Regions from separate parts of the Homo sapiens genome. Here region 1 is linked to region 2. The links are chromatin contacts, found by Hi-C or POLR2A ChIA-PET in ENCODE. All regions are on one chromosome and are shown on one strand. Each heading gives the region's core, a stretch centred on a gene start or an enhancer-like site at or near the end of the contact. The rest is flanking DNA. Distances are from core to core; before and after follow the strand shown. Region 1 overlaps ALPK3 (alpha kinase 3). Region 2 overlaps SLC28A1 (solute carrier family 28 member 1).

The links. A loop is a pair of places that touch in the nucleus more often than their neighbours do. ChIA-PET counts read pairs that join two places held with the same protein, here RNA polymerase II (POLR2A). Pooled maps may share reads with other maps.
Region 1: a map of heart left ventricle shows a loop between it and region 2 (3-fold over the local background). The contact joins two enhancer-like sites. A Hi-C loop is called at or near these places in 55 of 168 maps with a recorded cell type or tissue (B cell, CD4-positive, alpha-beta memory T cell, CD8-positive, alpha-beta T cell and 34 more), 36 of 37 single-sample maps with no recorded cell type and 40 of 50 pooled maps. POLR2A ChIA-PET finds 5 or more read pairs at or near these places in 7 of 52 experiments (BJ, CD4-positive, alpha-beta T cell, GM12878 and 4 more).

The regions. Positions count from the first base shown.
Region 1 is chr15:84,840,313-84,847,176 of GRCh38, reverse strand. ALPK3 (alpha kinase 3) reads right to left here. Exons shown (of 14, transcript NM_020778.5): 5 at 6,245-6,864. Among named protein-coding and RNA genes, the nearest start is that of ALPK3, 26 kb to the right of the region's middle. RefSeq lists an enhancer at 5,921-6,414. Within about 2 kb of position 1,421, at least 10 of the 41 ENCODE cell types and tissues checked have a DNase peak (open chromatin) inside an H3K27ac peak, as active enhancers do; they include ascending aorta, gastrocnemius medialis, heart left ventricle and 4 more, where a contact is called at or near this core.
Region 2 is chr15:84,912,200-84,919,990 of GRCh38, reverse strand. It overlaps SLC28A1 (solute carrier family 28 member 1), which reads right to left. Exons shown (of 19, transcript NM_004213.5): 10 at 1,387-1,467. Among named protein-coding and RNA genes, the nearest start is that of SLC28A1, 31 kb to the right of the region's middle. RefSeq lists an enhancer at 4,474-4,673. Within about 2 kb of position 4,855, at least 21 of the 41 ENCODE cell types and tissues checked have a DNase peak (open chromatin) inside an H3K27ac peak, as active enhancers do; they include ascending aorta, gastrocnemius medialis, heart left ventricle and 4 more, where a contact is called at or near this core.

The DNA of each region.
Region 1 (6,864 bases), core at 172-2,671, 69 kb after region 2:
CGTGTATGGGCGTATGTGTTCAGATTGAATAATTTCTATTGCTTTAACTTCAAGTTCACTGTCTTCTCCCTGTCACCTATCACTCTGTTGTTGGGCTCAACCAGTAAGTCTTTTTATTCAGTTATTGTAAATTTCAATTCTAAAATTGATATTTGGGGCTGAGGTGAGTGGATCACCTGAGGTCAGGAGTTCAAGACCAGGCTGGCCAACACAGTGAAACCCCTGTACTAAAAATACAAAATTAGCCAAGTGTAGCGGCACACGTCTGTAATCCCAGCTACTCCCTCAGGAGGCTGAGGCAGGAGAATCTCTTGAACCCAGGAGGTGAAGGTTGCAGTGAACCGAGATCATGCCACTGCAGCGTGCCAGGCAATCCAGCCTGGGCAACAAGTGCAAAACTCTGTCTCAAAAAAATAAAAAATAAAAAATGAATAAAATTGATATTTGGTTCTTCATATCTTTTACCTCTTTTTGTTTGTTTGTTTGTTTGTTTTGAGACAGGGTCTCCCTTTGTCCAGGCTGGAGTTCAGTGGCGTGATCTCAGCTCACTGCACCCTCAACATCCTGGGTTCAAGTGTTCTTCCCACCTCAGCCCTGCAAATAGCTCAGACTACAGACACACACCACTATGCCCAGCTAACTTTTTTGTATTTTTTGTAAAGACAGGGTTTTGCCATGTTCCCCAGCCTAGTCTTTTACCTCTTTGCTGAGACTTTCTATCTTTCCATTTGTTTCCAGAGTATTCACCCTTACTTGCCACATTTTTATAGTAAAGTCAGATGATTTTAAAGTCAGATGATTCTAACATCTGTGTCACTGTGGCATTGGCACTCTTTGATTGTCTTTCCATGCAAGTGGAGATTTTCATGATTTTTCATATGCCATGTAACTTTTATTGTATTTGGACATTTTAAATATTACAAGACTCTGATTCTTGTTTAAATCTTATGGAGAGTATTAACATCTTTGTCTTGGAAGGCAATCTACCTAGTTGTGTTCAGGCTACAAATTCCATTCAGGCCTCTGAGGTTATAGTTTCAATCTCGGTTCCATTTTCCAAGCATTTCCAATGCTGTTTGGGGTTTTTTTATTGTTGTTGTTTTATTTTTGAGACGAAGCTTTACTCTGTCACCCAGGCTGGAGTGCAATGGCATGATCTCAGCTCACTGCAACCTCTGCCTCCCAGGTTCCCGGGTTCAAGCAATTCTCCCACCTCAGCCTCCCGAGTAGGTGGGACTACAGGCATGTGCCACTATGCCTGGCTAATTTTTTCTATTTTTAGTAGAGAAAGTGTTTCACTATTTTGGCCACGCTGGTCTCGAACTCCTGACCTCAAGTGATCTGCCTGCTTCGGCTTCCCAAAGTGCTGGGATTACAGGCATGAGCCACCACACCCGGCCTGCAGTGCTATTTGGATCTGCCCTGTGTGTGTGCCACCCAGTGGCCAGTGTGGGACTTACATGATGGTTCATTAGTGTTTTTATTCTCGAAGTTTTTTATTCTCCCAAGTATTTCATTCTCAAAGTTTTTTATATGCTCTTCAGAATCAGATCCATGCAGGAACAATCTGGGGATGAGCCCAGAAATTTATAAAGAGTTTATAAACCCAGAGGTCATTAATGATTCTCAGAGGTCATTTTCCCAAGCTTTTCCCTTTCCACGGTTTCCCCCATAGGGCCCCCTTTTTCAGTCTTCTGGCCAAATAGCTGGAGCTTCCTTTACCCCTCTCTGCCACATTGTTTCACACATGAGCCTGTGATCTGGACCAAGGAAGAGACCCAGGAGAAAAAAAAAGGAACAGGGACTTGTCCCACTCTTAGGATCACAGCTCCTCTGAATAGAGGGGAAGATTCTCTTCTCTCAAAGTTTTAGGCACCTGTGGCCTCTGTTGCTACCACTGTCACTGCCAAGAAATCTCTTTTCCATTCCTGAAGGCTGATCTAGAGGGCTTCTGGAACTCTCTCTGCCCAAGTTAATGTTTACATCTGGGTTTCAAACAGCATTAAGACCAGGCCAGGAAATGCCAGAAGGGAAAAAAAAAAAAAGTAAACACCGTAGGTTCAGTGGTACTTTGAGTTCTGGTCTTCATCCCCAATCTGTCTGCGACTATTTGCTTTTCAAAGTTGTCAAGTAGGTGTATTATACATTTTGCCTAAATTTTAGGCTGCATTCAGTGGGAGATACAGAATCAAGTGTATTTACTCCATCTTATCCAGAAATAAAACTGCCATAACCAGAATAAATAATATTAGTTATTGTATTTTTCAGCTCTGGAATTCTAGTTGGTTCATTTTCAAGTCTTTTCCACCTTTTTTTTTTTGAGACGGAGTCTCGCTCTGTTGCCCAGGCTGGAGCGCGGTGGCGTGATCCTAGCTCACTGCAACCTCCACCTCTCGGGTTCAAGCGATTCTCCTGCCTCAGCCTACTGAGTAGCTGGGATTACAGATGTGCATCACCACACCCAGCTAAGTTTTGTATTTTTAGTAGAGATGGGGTTTCACCATGTTGGCCAGGCTAGTCTCGAACTCCTGACCTCAGGTGATCCATCTGCCTCAGCCTCCCAAAGTGCTGGGATTACAGGCGTGAACCACTGCGCTCGGCCTTTTCCACTTTTTATAGTTTCTAGGTATTTGGTGAAATTTGCAATCTTGTCTTCTTATCTCCTTCGATATATGAAGGAGGTAAACTAATTTTAATTTTATAATTCATGTCTAATAATTCCAAAAGTTGGAAACCTGTGGGCCAATTTCTTTCTTTTCTTTTGTTTTTTGAGACAGAATCTCACTCTGTCACCGAGGCTGGAGTGCAGTAGCACAATCTCAGTTCACTGCAACCTCTGCTTCCCAGGTTTAAGTGATTCTCGTGCCTCAGCCTCCCAAGTAGTTGAAATTACAGGCATGCACCACCACACCTGGCTAATTTTTGTTTTTTGTTTTTTTGGGTTTTTTTGAGATGGAGCCTCACTCTGTCACCCAGGCTGGAGTGCAGTGGTGCAATCTCAGCTCACCACAACCTCCGCCTCCCAGGTTCAAGCAATTATCTGCCTCAGCCTCCCGAATAGCTGGGATTACAGGCATCCGCCACCACGCCCAGGTAATTTTTGTATTGTTAGTAGAGACAGGGTTTCACCATCTTGGCCACGCTGGTCTTGAACTCCTGAGCTTGTTATCCACCCACCTTAGCTTCCCAAAGTGCTGGGATTACAGGCATGAGCCACCATGCCTGGCCTAATTCTTATATTTTTAGTAGAGACAGGGTTTCACCACATTGGCCAGGCTGGTCTTGAACTCCTGGCTTCAAGTGATCTGCCCACCTCAGCCTCCTAAAGTACTGCGATTACAAGCGTGAGCCACTGTGCCCGGCAACCTGTGGGCCAATTTCTATCTTCTGTGGACTTATCTTCATTTCATGCTGAATATTATATTTGAAATACTTTTTAAAAATAATTTCAGGCTTAAGATGATGCTGTCATCCTCCAGATATGATTTTTGTTTGCTTCTGCCAGGTGCCTGAGGGCACTAGGTATCTTGAACCACCTAATTCTAATTTCAGGGATTGAGATATTTCTTAGTTATCCATGTAACTTGGAGCTCGTCAGTAACTCAATACCGTGAGACTAATTTACTTGATTCCCCTTTCTCCTAGGGTACAAACCTTCAGAGTCCCAACCCAAAACCCAGGGGGCTTACAAGGGCTCCCACTCTTGAGACCATGGGCTCTAATTTTTGTCTCCTTAGTCTCATGAGACTATCTAAACTATTGCTCACTGCAACCTCCACCTCCCAGGTTCTAGCAATTCTCCTGCCTCAGCCACCCAAGTGGTCAGAATTACAGGCACGTGCCACCACACCCGGCTAATTTTTTGTATTTTTAGTAAAGATGGGGTTTCACCATGTTGGCCAAGCTGGTCTCAAACTCCTAACCTCAAGTGAGCCACCTGCTTCGGCCTTCCAAAGTGCTGGGATTACAGGCATGAGCCACTGTACCCAGCCTAACCATGAGGTTTTTGTTGGAGCAGTGGAACCAACACAGACAACTTCTCAGGTACCACACTGCCTGAGCCCCTCCTCCTACCTTTGGGAGGCAAGGAAGAGGGGGCTGGTACTTCCTCCTCTGGCCCTACCAGGAGGATGCCACCATCTGGTATTGGGTTCCTCACCATTTAGGCAGAGAAGCCAGATTTGCACACTCACTTGGCCACCAGCCTGGTCCCTTCCTAAATGAGCTATGAGGGCCTATGAGAGCCATCTCTTCCAAAAGTCCCTGCTGTCCAGCCTGTGGGCTGTCAGGCATGTGCAGCAGCCCCACAAAGCCTTCCCCGGGCCACTGTGAACTTACCATTCCAGTGGCCAAAACTACAGGAGACCAGGCATGAGGGGGACAAGAGTCAGGAACAGGTTCCAGAAAGTCTGGTTTTAGGTCCTTGAGGTTTGTTCCACTCCAAAGCCCTCTGAACTACTGTTCCTACAGTCTAACCTTAGCACCCATGAAATAAAACCATTTCCCATGGTCACCCTTAAAACTAGTCTTTCCCTCCTTCCCACCATGAAAGTTCTCTCCATGGGAAAGCCCCTCCTGTTCTCCACAAAGCATCCTTTCCCCTTTGCCCTCTGCCAGGTGCTGTATCAGCTTGTCCCTCATGTGCTTCCCTTCACTGCTCCGAGAAACCACCTGTCCTCTGTCCCTACCCCTGGGAAACACTGCTTTCCTCCTGTTCCCCCATGAAGCCATTCCCGATCTATAACTGCTTCCTCTATCCTAAGAAACAGTCTCATCTTAGTTCTCACCAAAACCAGAGGATGTCTCCACTTAAGGTTATCAGATTTAGCAAAAAGAAATACTGGGCTGGGCACGGCGGCTCACGCCTGTAATCCCAACATTTTGGGAGGCTGAGGTGGACAGATCACTTGAGGTCAAGAGTTCAAGATCAGCCTGGTCAACACAGCAAAACCCTGTCTCTACTAAAAATACAAAAATTAGCTGAGCATGGTGCCTCACACCTGTAATTCCAACTACTTTGGAGGCTGAGACACAAGAACTGCTTGAACCCGGGAGCCGGAGGCTGCAGTGAGCTGAGATCGCACCACTGTACTGCACTCCAGCCTGGGCAACTCCATCTCAAAAAACAAACAAACAAATAAACAAACCAAAGAAAGAAAGAAATACCGACACCCAGTTAAATTGGGACTTCAAATAAATAACCAGTATTTGTCTCAGTGTAAATATGTTCTATCTATTTTATCCACCCCAGCCCCACTCTTGAAATACTTTTCCTTCTGCCACTCATAAGAAACACTGTCTTCTTTCTGTCCCACTATAAAACACTCTGTCTCCCAAAACCACTGTGAAATAATGCCCCCCAAGCCCCTGAAACATAAAGAAATAACCAAAAGGGACGAATTGTTTCCTTCCTGCCCTCTCAATCCCACCCCTCAAGCTCCTTAACGCTGCCACCCATCTGCCTCTTTGGGGAGTGGACACTCCACTACCCCTGTCTCCACACAAAACATAATCTTTTCTCTGTCAGCTACCTGTTCCCTAGAAGATGATGGCACTCCTGTTACCAAGTAAAAACACTTTGCCTCTGTTTCCCACCATAGTCATATCTGATCCCAACTGCCACTTACTTAGTTCTTAGAGGGCACCAGATTCTTACAACAGCCCTACGAAGTAGGTATTGTTATGATTATTCTTCCAGTTTTACAACTTGCTCTAGATCACGCCATGTTAAGGCAGTCAGATTTGCATATAGGTATGCCTGACTCCAGAACCTTAGATAAACCCAGATTTAACCAGCATTTCCTGGACATTCAGCTTTGTTAAAAATCGAATGAGTAGCCAAGTTGCCACCTGCTGTACACTACAGCGCACACCTGCTCCTCCGTCTCCCCCATGAAACACTGTTGCCTCAGCAAAGCCCACAGAAAGCTCTCCACTGGCCCCCTTTCCCACCCCAGAGAACATTATCTTCTTCCATCTCCCTCCGGGGCACAGTCCCCTTGGCTGTGAACTCCTACACTCCCAGAAGAGGGTCACAGTCAGGCTGTGCTGCCCACATGCCTGGCATCTGGAAACTGGCTGGGGCAAAGGGCATGCCTGTGGTCCCTGTAGCTGGCACTCCAGTCCCTCCCCACCCCTTTCTATAAATAGCCCACTGCTCACTGGCTGCCCAGCAGTTGCAGCAAGAGTTTCCATGAGGTCAGCTTCCCAGAGCGGCCTCCAGGCACCCAACACCCACACTTACCTCTCCTGGAGTCCTGTGGCCTGCTTGCCCCTGCAACGTGCTGTCCCGGGTGCCATGTCTCCGCCGGGCAGGGGGCGTCGGCACCTGCACAGAGGCCTGAGGTGGGGCCTTTCCTAAGCTCTGGGCCCCGCATTCTGGAGCTTGACTCAGAGAAGAAATGGGCTTGCTGTCAGTGGTGGCCTCTCCTTTGGGCTTTGGAGGGGCAAATCTCTTTCTGTTGAAAGGCCTAGTCGGCTGGGGGGTCAAGGAGTGTGTGGGCTGGCCAGGAGCGCCAGGCACCCCCTCGCTTCTAGCCCTGAGGGGTGCCTTCCCCTTGGGACTCTCCCCAGGCGCCCGGACACTCAGGGTCTGGGGTCCCTCTTCCCCAAGAGGCCTGACTGCCTGGGTGTTCTCCAGGTACATGTCCTTCAAGGAGAAATACACTTCCTGGCCTGGGCCTGGGCCAGGGGCCTTCTGGGCCTTGTCTGGAGTGCCCACAGCAGAGGCTGGCTTCCTGGTACTATCTGTGCCAGAGGACCCAGGCCCCCGTGCAGCCCTGCCTCTGGGCTGGGTCTGAACCTGCTCCACGCCCACGGGCCCCTGAGTCCCACAGGAGTCAGGCTCGTCTGAGCTGGGGATGC
Region 2 (7,791 bases), core at 3,606-6,105:
TTGTGGAGGGCATGGTTTCAATCCCTTTCACTATCCTGCTTATAGTTCAGTTTGTCATAGCCTCTTGGTTGAACACAGTCTCCAGGTCTGGGGAGAATCACCTCCTTTATGCTATGCTGTGTGTGCTCTTAACATAACTGCTATGGTTTGAATATCCCCACCTAAACTCATGTTGAAATTTGATTGCCAAATAAAAATATATATATATTTGATTGCCATTGTAACGATGTTGAGAGGCATGACCTTGAGGAGGTGATTAGGGCATGAAGGCTCTGCCCTCATGAATGGATTAATGCTGTTATTGCAGGAGTAGTTTGGTTATCATGGGAGTGAACTCCTGATAAAAAGGATAAGTTTGGCCCTGATCTCTCTGTGTCTTGTGTGCTCACTTCTGCCTTCTGCCCTTCCACCATGTTATGACACAGCAAGAAGGCCCTTACCAGATGTCAGTGCCATGCTCTTGGCCTTCCCAGCCAAGGTTTCAATCTTGAAACCATACCCTCTATTTGGCCATGAGCCAAATAAATCTCTTTTCTTTATAAATTACCCAGTCTGTGATATTCTGTTATAGCAACAGAAAATGAACAAAGATAATAACCACAGGTTGTTTTTGCATTTCTGGAAGCCATCTGATGTTGCTGATTTATTCTGAGCTCAATCAGCTAAAACCTTGGAATCTTTTGCCAAGTCCAATGCTATCTGTTGCTGTCCAATGCTATCTCCTACATCCTAGTTTTGTGCAGCATATTTTATGAACATAAGCACAGGATCTGACATTTATACCAGCTAAGTCTGGCCAACATGGTCCACTGCTACAGTCTCTCAATATCTTTTCGGTATAAATTATTTTCTTCCCTCTACACCTTTTCAGTGCCGCCTCAAAACTGCAACCTTTCCTCTAGCAAGGACCACATTAGACTTTGGTGCTATTTCTCTTTAGTATCATGACAGGAGACCCTGGGAAAGGACATTTGGTCAGCACTAGATTCTGTGAGGGTGAAGATCCTGGAAGCAGGGGATTCAGGGAAGGTATGGGCCTCAGGAGCAAAGGATTCTAGGAAGGTGTGAACTCTAAGAGCCAGGGGTTCAGGGAAGATATGGACTTCAGAAGCAAGGGATTCTAGGAAGGTGTGAACTCTAAGAGTTGGGGATTCTGGGAAGGTATGGGCCTCAGGAGCAAAGGATTCCAGAAAGGTGTGGAACTTGGCAGCTGGGGATTCTGGGAAGGTGGAGGCACTGGGAACAGGGGACTCTGGAAGGGTGTGGGCTTGGGGAGCAGTGTGTCTGGGGAGGTTTGGGCTCTGGGAGCAAGGCATTCTGGGACAGTGTGAACCCTGTGAGCTGGTGACTCTGGGAGAGCCCTGGCCATGGGCACTGGGAACTTACCTTCAGGATCACCCACTGCATGAGGCCCACGTGGTAGAGAACGGATATGACACAGCTGAAAAAGACAATGATGGGCAGAACCTGCCGGGAAGGAGATCATAGGACCGCAGGTTAGAGGCAGGCAGGATGCAGGGTGCCAGGCGGGGCCCAGGAGACCCCAGACAGCCCACTCCATCCCAGGCCTTGCCACTCAGATGCCTGACAGGATCCGGGAAGATGCTCTGAGATCAGTGCATGAAGTCCCAGGGTTCCACATGCAGGGCCTCTTTGGAGGCAGCCTTGTCCTCTCGGCTCCCCTCTAAATAGTGACCAGCCGCCAGACCACCCCCTCTCCTCAGCACAGGTAGGCCTGTGCTGTGGTAGGGTGGGGCCTGAGTGTACCACTTTTATCTCCTGCTTCTTTGTCTCTAAAAGGGGAGTAAAATGCCCACATCTGAGGGTCGTTGTGAAGGTGGCAGTGTGCACCCTTCTCCATGAGCTCAATCCTTGGCCTCAGACTCTGGCCTTAACCTCCCTCTCATGCTTTGGGCCTGAATGAGGGGACCCTCATCATTTTGGTGCTCCACTTCTGCTCAGCACCAACATGCTCAGAATTAGGCTTATCCCGGACCTGAGCCAGCATCTCCTCCCATCACCCCATTTCCTATTATTAGTACCAGGCTTAACACTCCTCTTCCTTCACTCCAAGCTCACCCATTCTCCCTTTAGAATTTCTCTCACACCCATTCCCTCTTTTCCAGGCCCATGGAAAAGGAGGTTGCTTTTCTGCACCCTAGTCTTTCTTTACTGTAGTCTGATGTTTAGTAACAAACTGGCAAAAAATGGAGAGGTCTTTTAGTGGAAGACTAGTTTCATCACCTAGGATACAGACATACCCTAGTGCACTAAAGGTCAGGAAACAAGAATGCAGAAGCTCTCTATGGGCAGCTGTGGACTGATTTCCAAGATATGTTGTTAAATGAAAAAAGAGAAGGTGTACCACAAGAGTGTATGCTATGCTGTTATGTGGGTTTAAGAAGGGGGTGGGGGGTAGCCATGCATGATGGCACATGTCTATAGTCCCAGCTACTCAGGAGGCTGAGGCAAGAGGATTGCTTGAGCCCAGGAGTTCAAGGCCAGGCTGGGCAACATCGTAAGGTCCCCTACCTCTCCAAAAGCATGTGTGTGAGGGGCGTTGTGTGTGATCTTGTATAGGCACAGGAATCATTAGAAGGATGTGCAAGAGGCCAGCAACAGCAGGTGCCTTGGGGAGGGAACTGAGTGCCTTGGGGGCCAGGGATGAAAGGAAGTTTTCTTTTTTACCTTATACCCTTTTGTGTTGGAATGTTTGCTCTATTCTGTGTCCTGTGTTCCCAACAGTTTAAAATAGTCATGTAGAACTGGTAATAGCATGGGAGCAGTCTTATGCTACAATGTTAAATGGGAAAATTGGAATATTAAAATTATAGAAAGAAGCACTCCCAAATAGCCAAAGGATTTGTTTCTATGTGCTGGGGCTATGGAAATGTTGTTTTCTTTTTTCTTTATTTCTGAATTTCTCATCTGTTCCTACCTTTTTTATTTATTTTTTTTTTTTTGAGACAGAATCTCACTCTGTTGCCCAGGCTGGAGTACAGTGGTACGATCTCGGCTCACTACAGCCTCCGCCTCCTGGGTTCAAGTGATTCTCCTGCCTCAGCCTCCCAAGTAGCTGGGATTACAGGCGCTTGCTGCCACACCCAGCTAATTTTTGTATTTTTAGTAGAGACAAGGTTTCACCATGTTGGCCAGGCTGGTCTCGAGCTCCTGACCTCAAGTGATCTGCCCACCCCATTCTCCCAAAGTGCTGAGATTACAGGCGTGAGCCACTGTGCCCAGTTGTTCCTAGAATTTTCAATAATAGGTGGACATTTCTCAAGGGAAGGAGCATAGGCAGGAGAGGTTTGTGGGAAGATCAGTTTGGCTTTGAACTTTGAATTTGAGATGCCTGTGGAATACCAAGTGGGCAGCTGGATAAAAGGGTTAGGGACATCTGGGCCAGGCTTTGGCTTGGGGCTCTTTCATAAGAAGTACAGGTTGGCCCAGCATGGTGGTTCATGCCTGTAATCCCAGCACTTTGGGAGGCCGAGGCAGGAGGATTGCTTGAGCTCAGGAGTTTGAGACCAGCCTAGGAAACAAAGCAAGGCCCCCATCTCTACATAAACAAATTTTTTTTTAACAGCTATGTATGGTGGCACACACATGTGGTTCCAACTGCTCTGGAGGCTGAAGTGGGAGGATTACTGGATTCCAGGAGTTCGAGGCTGCAGTAAGTCATGATCATGCCACTGCACTACAGCCCAGACAACAGAGTAAGACCCCATGTTTGAAAAAAAAAAAAAAAAAGTAATCCCAGCACTTTGGGAGGCCGAGGCAGGTGGATCATTTGAGGTCAGGAGTTCGAGACCAGCCTGGCCAACATGGTGAAACCCCATCTCTACTAAAAATAGAAAAAAATAAGCCAGGGGTAGTGGCGGGTGCCTGTAATCCCAGCTACTCGGAAGGCTGAGGCATGAGAATCGCTTGAACCCGGGAGGCAGAGGTTGCAGTGAGCCGAGATCATCCGACTGCACTCCAGCCTGGGGTGACAGAGTGAGACCCTGTCTAAAATAATAATAATAATAAGAAGAAGAACAACAACAACAACAACAACAACAGGTTGAGGTGGCTGGTGGATGCAATTCACTGCAGAAATAGCCCTGAGTGAGAAGAACAGGAGCTAAGGACAGGGCCCTGTGGTCAGTGTGTCATTAAAGGGTGAGAGGGGAAGGAGGAGCCTGTGAAGGAGACAAAGAAATAGCCAAGGGCTGGAGGACGGCCAGAAGAGAGGCAGGATGGAAACCGAGGGGCAGCTTTTCAAGAAGGGATAGTCACTAGCACTGTGTCAGGGGCATCAGAGAACTCTGGAACGGTAAGGACTGAGCCAGACCCCTGGGACTTAGCAACTTGGAGGCACCCATGATCTAGGTGAGAGCAGTGTCAGAGGAAGCGTGGGGACTGAGGCTGATGTCAGTGAGCCAAGGTGGAAGTGAGACATGAAGAAGGGGAGACCACAAGAATGGACAGCCCTTGCAAGAAGCAGCACTGTGCTCACTGCCGGAGACTGGTGAGGGCCCGGCAAGGGCTGCTTTTATTTTTTAAGGAGGGAGAGTCTTGAGCAACCAAATTTAGGCTCTAGTTCAAAGTGAACTGGGATTACAGAATGGACCCTGAAGAGAATGGAGATTCTGCCCGGGCAGCTGGGAGGCAAGCCCTGCTGAGGCCTTTTCTTTCTCCTGTCCCTTCCCAGACCAATGCTGCAGGTTGTATCTGGACTTGCTCTGCTGTCATCTGTCACCAACTTCCCTGTGGTGGGGAAGTCACCCGACAGAGAACACCAGAACTGTGCCCCGTGACTCCTCCTCCCGCCTGGGGCTAGAAACACCTCCAGCACGGGTAGGATGACATCATCCCACACTCCTGGGACTGAGATGCAGAGAGAGTCACGTACTGTCTAGACTGCTTGTCCAGTGGATCCTGAGAGGGACTGCAGGGCAGCTAGCAGGCCTGCAGGGATGGGCCCACGCCAGGAAGGAGAGTGCCCGGGGCATCAGGACCCCACTGCAGCATTGGGACTTTCTCCTGCCAGCAATCAAAAGATTTTCTATCTGTGAGACGGAGAATGGTAGAAGAGAAGCTATGTTTTGGATTAAGTGGGGCCTGTCTAGGGAGGGGAGGGGAATGAAAGAGAAAAGAGGTGGCCCCAATTTTCTAAGGTAGGATAGAATATTAAATAAGGTCCCTGTGGCCAATATCATCTTACAGCCCAGGAAACACCTCTGGGGCCTGCAGGATGTGAGGTGGCAGAACAGGGCAGCAGCTCGAGGCAGTGCTGCTGTGGAAAGGGGAGGCAAGTGCCATTAAATTCCACTGTGTGCCAACCACGAGGGCTTGTCCTGGGCCAGGTCCCTAATATGTGGGGACTCATGAATCCTCATAGCATCTGTGGTGGATGTAACTGTCGCCACTTCACAAATGGGCACACGGAGGCTGTGAGATCTTGGCTACCCACCCGAGGTCACACACCTGCAAAGAGGCAGATGCATTTCCCAGCCACCATGCAGATTGCCAAGGTCCTGCCATGCCCCTTGGGAGGTTTGCCCTGGGAACAGTCCTGGAGGCTTGTTTCTCTGCCTTCAGGGGCAGCATGCATCCCTGCTGGAAACTGAATGTCTGTGTCCCCCTAAATTCATATATTGAAACCAAATTCCCTAGGTGATGGTATTAGGAGGTGGAGCCTTTGGGGGTGATTAGGTTATGAGGGTGGAGCCCTCATGAATGGGATTAGTGCCGTTGTAAAAGAGGCACAGTGGCTCACGCCTGTAATCCCAGCATTTTGGGAGGCTGAGGCCAGAGGATCCCTTGAGTTCAGGAGTTCAAGACCAGCCTCGGCAATATAGTGAGACCCTGTATCTACCAAAATTCAAAAAAATTAGCTGGGCATGGTGGCATGTGCCTGCAGTCCCAGCTATTCTGGAGGCTGAGGCAGGAGGATCACTTGAGCCAAGGAGATGGAGGCTGCAGTGAGCAGTGATCACACTACTGCACTCCAGCCTGGGCAACAGAGTGAGATCCTGTCTCAAAAAAATAAAAATAAAAAATAAAAGAGGCTCCAGAGAGCTCCCTCACCTCTTTTACCATGTGAGGACACAGACGACCAAGTAGGCAGAGAGCAAAGTGGGCCTCAACAGAATTCAACCTTGCAGGGACACTGATCTCAGACTTCCAGCCTCTAGAAGTGTGAGAAATAAATTTCTGTTGCTTGTAACCACCCAGTTTATGGCCTCCTGGATGGACTAAGGCAGTCCCCTTCAAGGAAGAGCCAAGTAAGTCCTGACCACTGCCTTGTAGAAATGGCTTTGGAGGCTGGTCCTGCTAGTACCATAACTCAAGGAAGAAGGAAATTCTAGCTCTTCTAGGCCAGTGGTTCTCAGCACGTGGACCAGCAGCATCCTTTGAGAATTTGCTAAAAATATTTTGGATTTAATAGGTCTACAGTGGGGCCTGATGTTTGGCCTTTCCAGATGCTGCTGGTGCAGCTGACCTGGACACCACACTCTGACAACCACAGCCCTGGAGACTAGATTAGACGCTCTGAGCAAACTTCATCACCTGGGCCAAGAAACAGGCTTTGAAGGCCAGATAAACCCCACTAAGGACATGGCCTGCCCCCTCCTCTCCCTGGAGGAAGCTGAGCCAGGGCTCCTGCTGACTTTCTAAGGCTGTCTGGGCAAACCCTCATGTCTCCAGACCCCAAGGCTTGAGCACTGTCGACAGTGCCCTGTCACCAGCCCCAGGCCACAGTGAGCCACTAAAACCCAAAGCTGGAAGATGCTCGGGGCAGCAGCTGTGGTGCACACTGTACCAGTACCACCGCCAGAAAGTGGAAGGGACTCATCTCCAAGTCCAGAGTAGCTGCATTTCTGGCTGTAACCTAGCTACGCCTCCTGATTTCCTGTTTGTGCCATCCCTTTGCCCAGAATGGCCTCAGCATTTTGCCCCTCATTCCCATTTCTGCCTGGATCCTGGGTTTTCAACAAGATGCCTCCTGCCTCGGCTGTCCCATCTCCCTTCTTTCAGCCATCCCACCCCAGGCTTCATTTACTTCCCATTCCCTTCACCGAAAACCATGCTCACTAAGGTTACCAGTTACCCCTTAACTACCAAATCCAATGATACCTTTTGGTCCTTATTTGATCTGTGTGTGTGTGTGTGTGTGTGTGTGTGTGTGTGTGTGTGTGCGCGCGCGCAAAATTTGGCACTGTTGACCACTGGGGACTGCAGAGTCTATATCAGACATCCCGAAACTCTCAGGAGATGAAGACATTTTCCTTGACCCTAGGGGTTCCTCCAGAGAAAATCTGAGCAGCACTGCTAAGCTTAGCAGTGGGTGCTTGTTCCAGAGGCTAGAACAATAGTGAAAGAATGAGAGTCTGCTCCCGGGTCAGCCAGACCCAGGGGAGTATGATCATGCGGGTGGAAAGTTACTAGAAGGGAGACAGAGCCAAGGTGGAATGACTAATCCAGCTGATACAGCCAAGGGGTGACTGCCACGTCCACTGTGCTGGACTCCAGGTCCAGGGCAAGCTGAGGGCTGAAGAAGCCCTAGGGAGAGACTTTACTTCCCCCCAGAAGAGAGCAGCTGGACCATGGCCCAGCAGGAAGCAGCTTGGATTCTGAAAATCTGAGTGAGCTCAGAGAAGACTTCCCCAGACTGAAACTGGCCAAAGGCCTTGGACTAGGTCTGTATGATTCATAGAAAGAATAGAGAGAACTTCCTGAGTCTTCTGTTCAGCTCAGCATTCAACAAAACCACCCCTACCTTGAGGGCAAATCCCAATAATATGT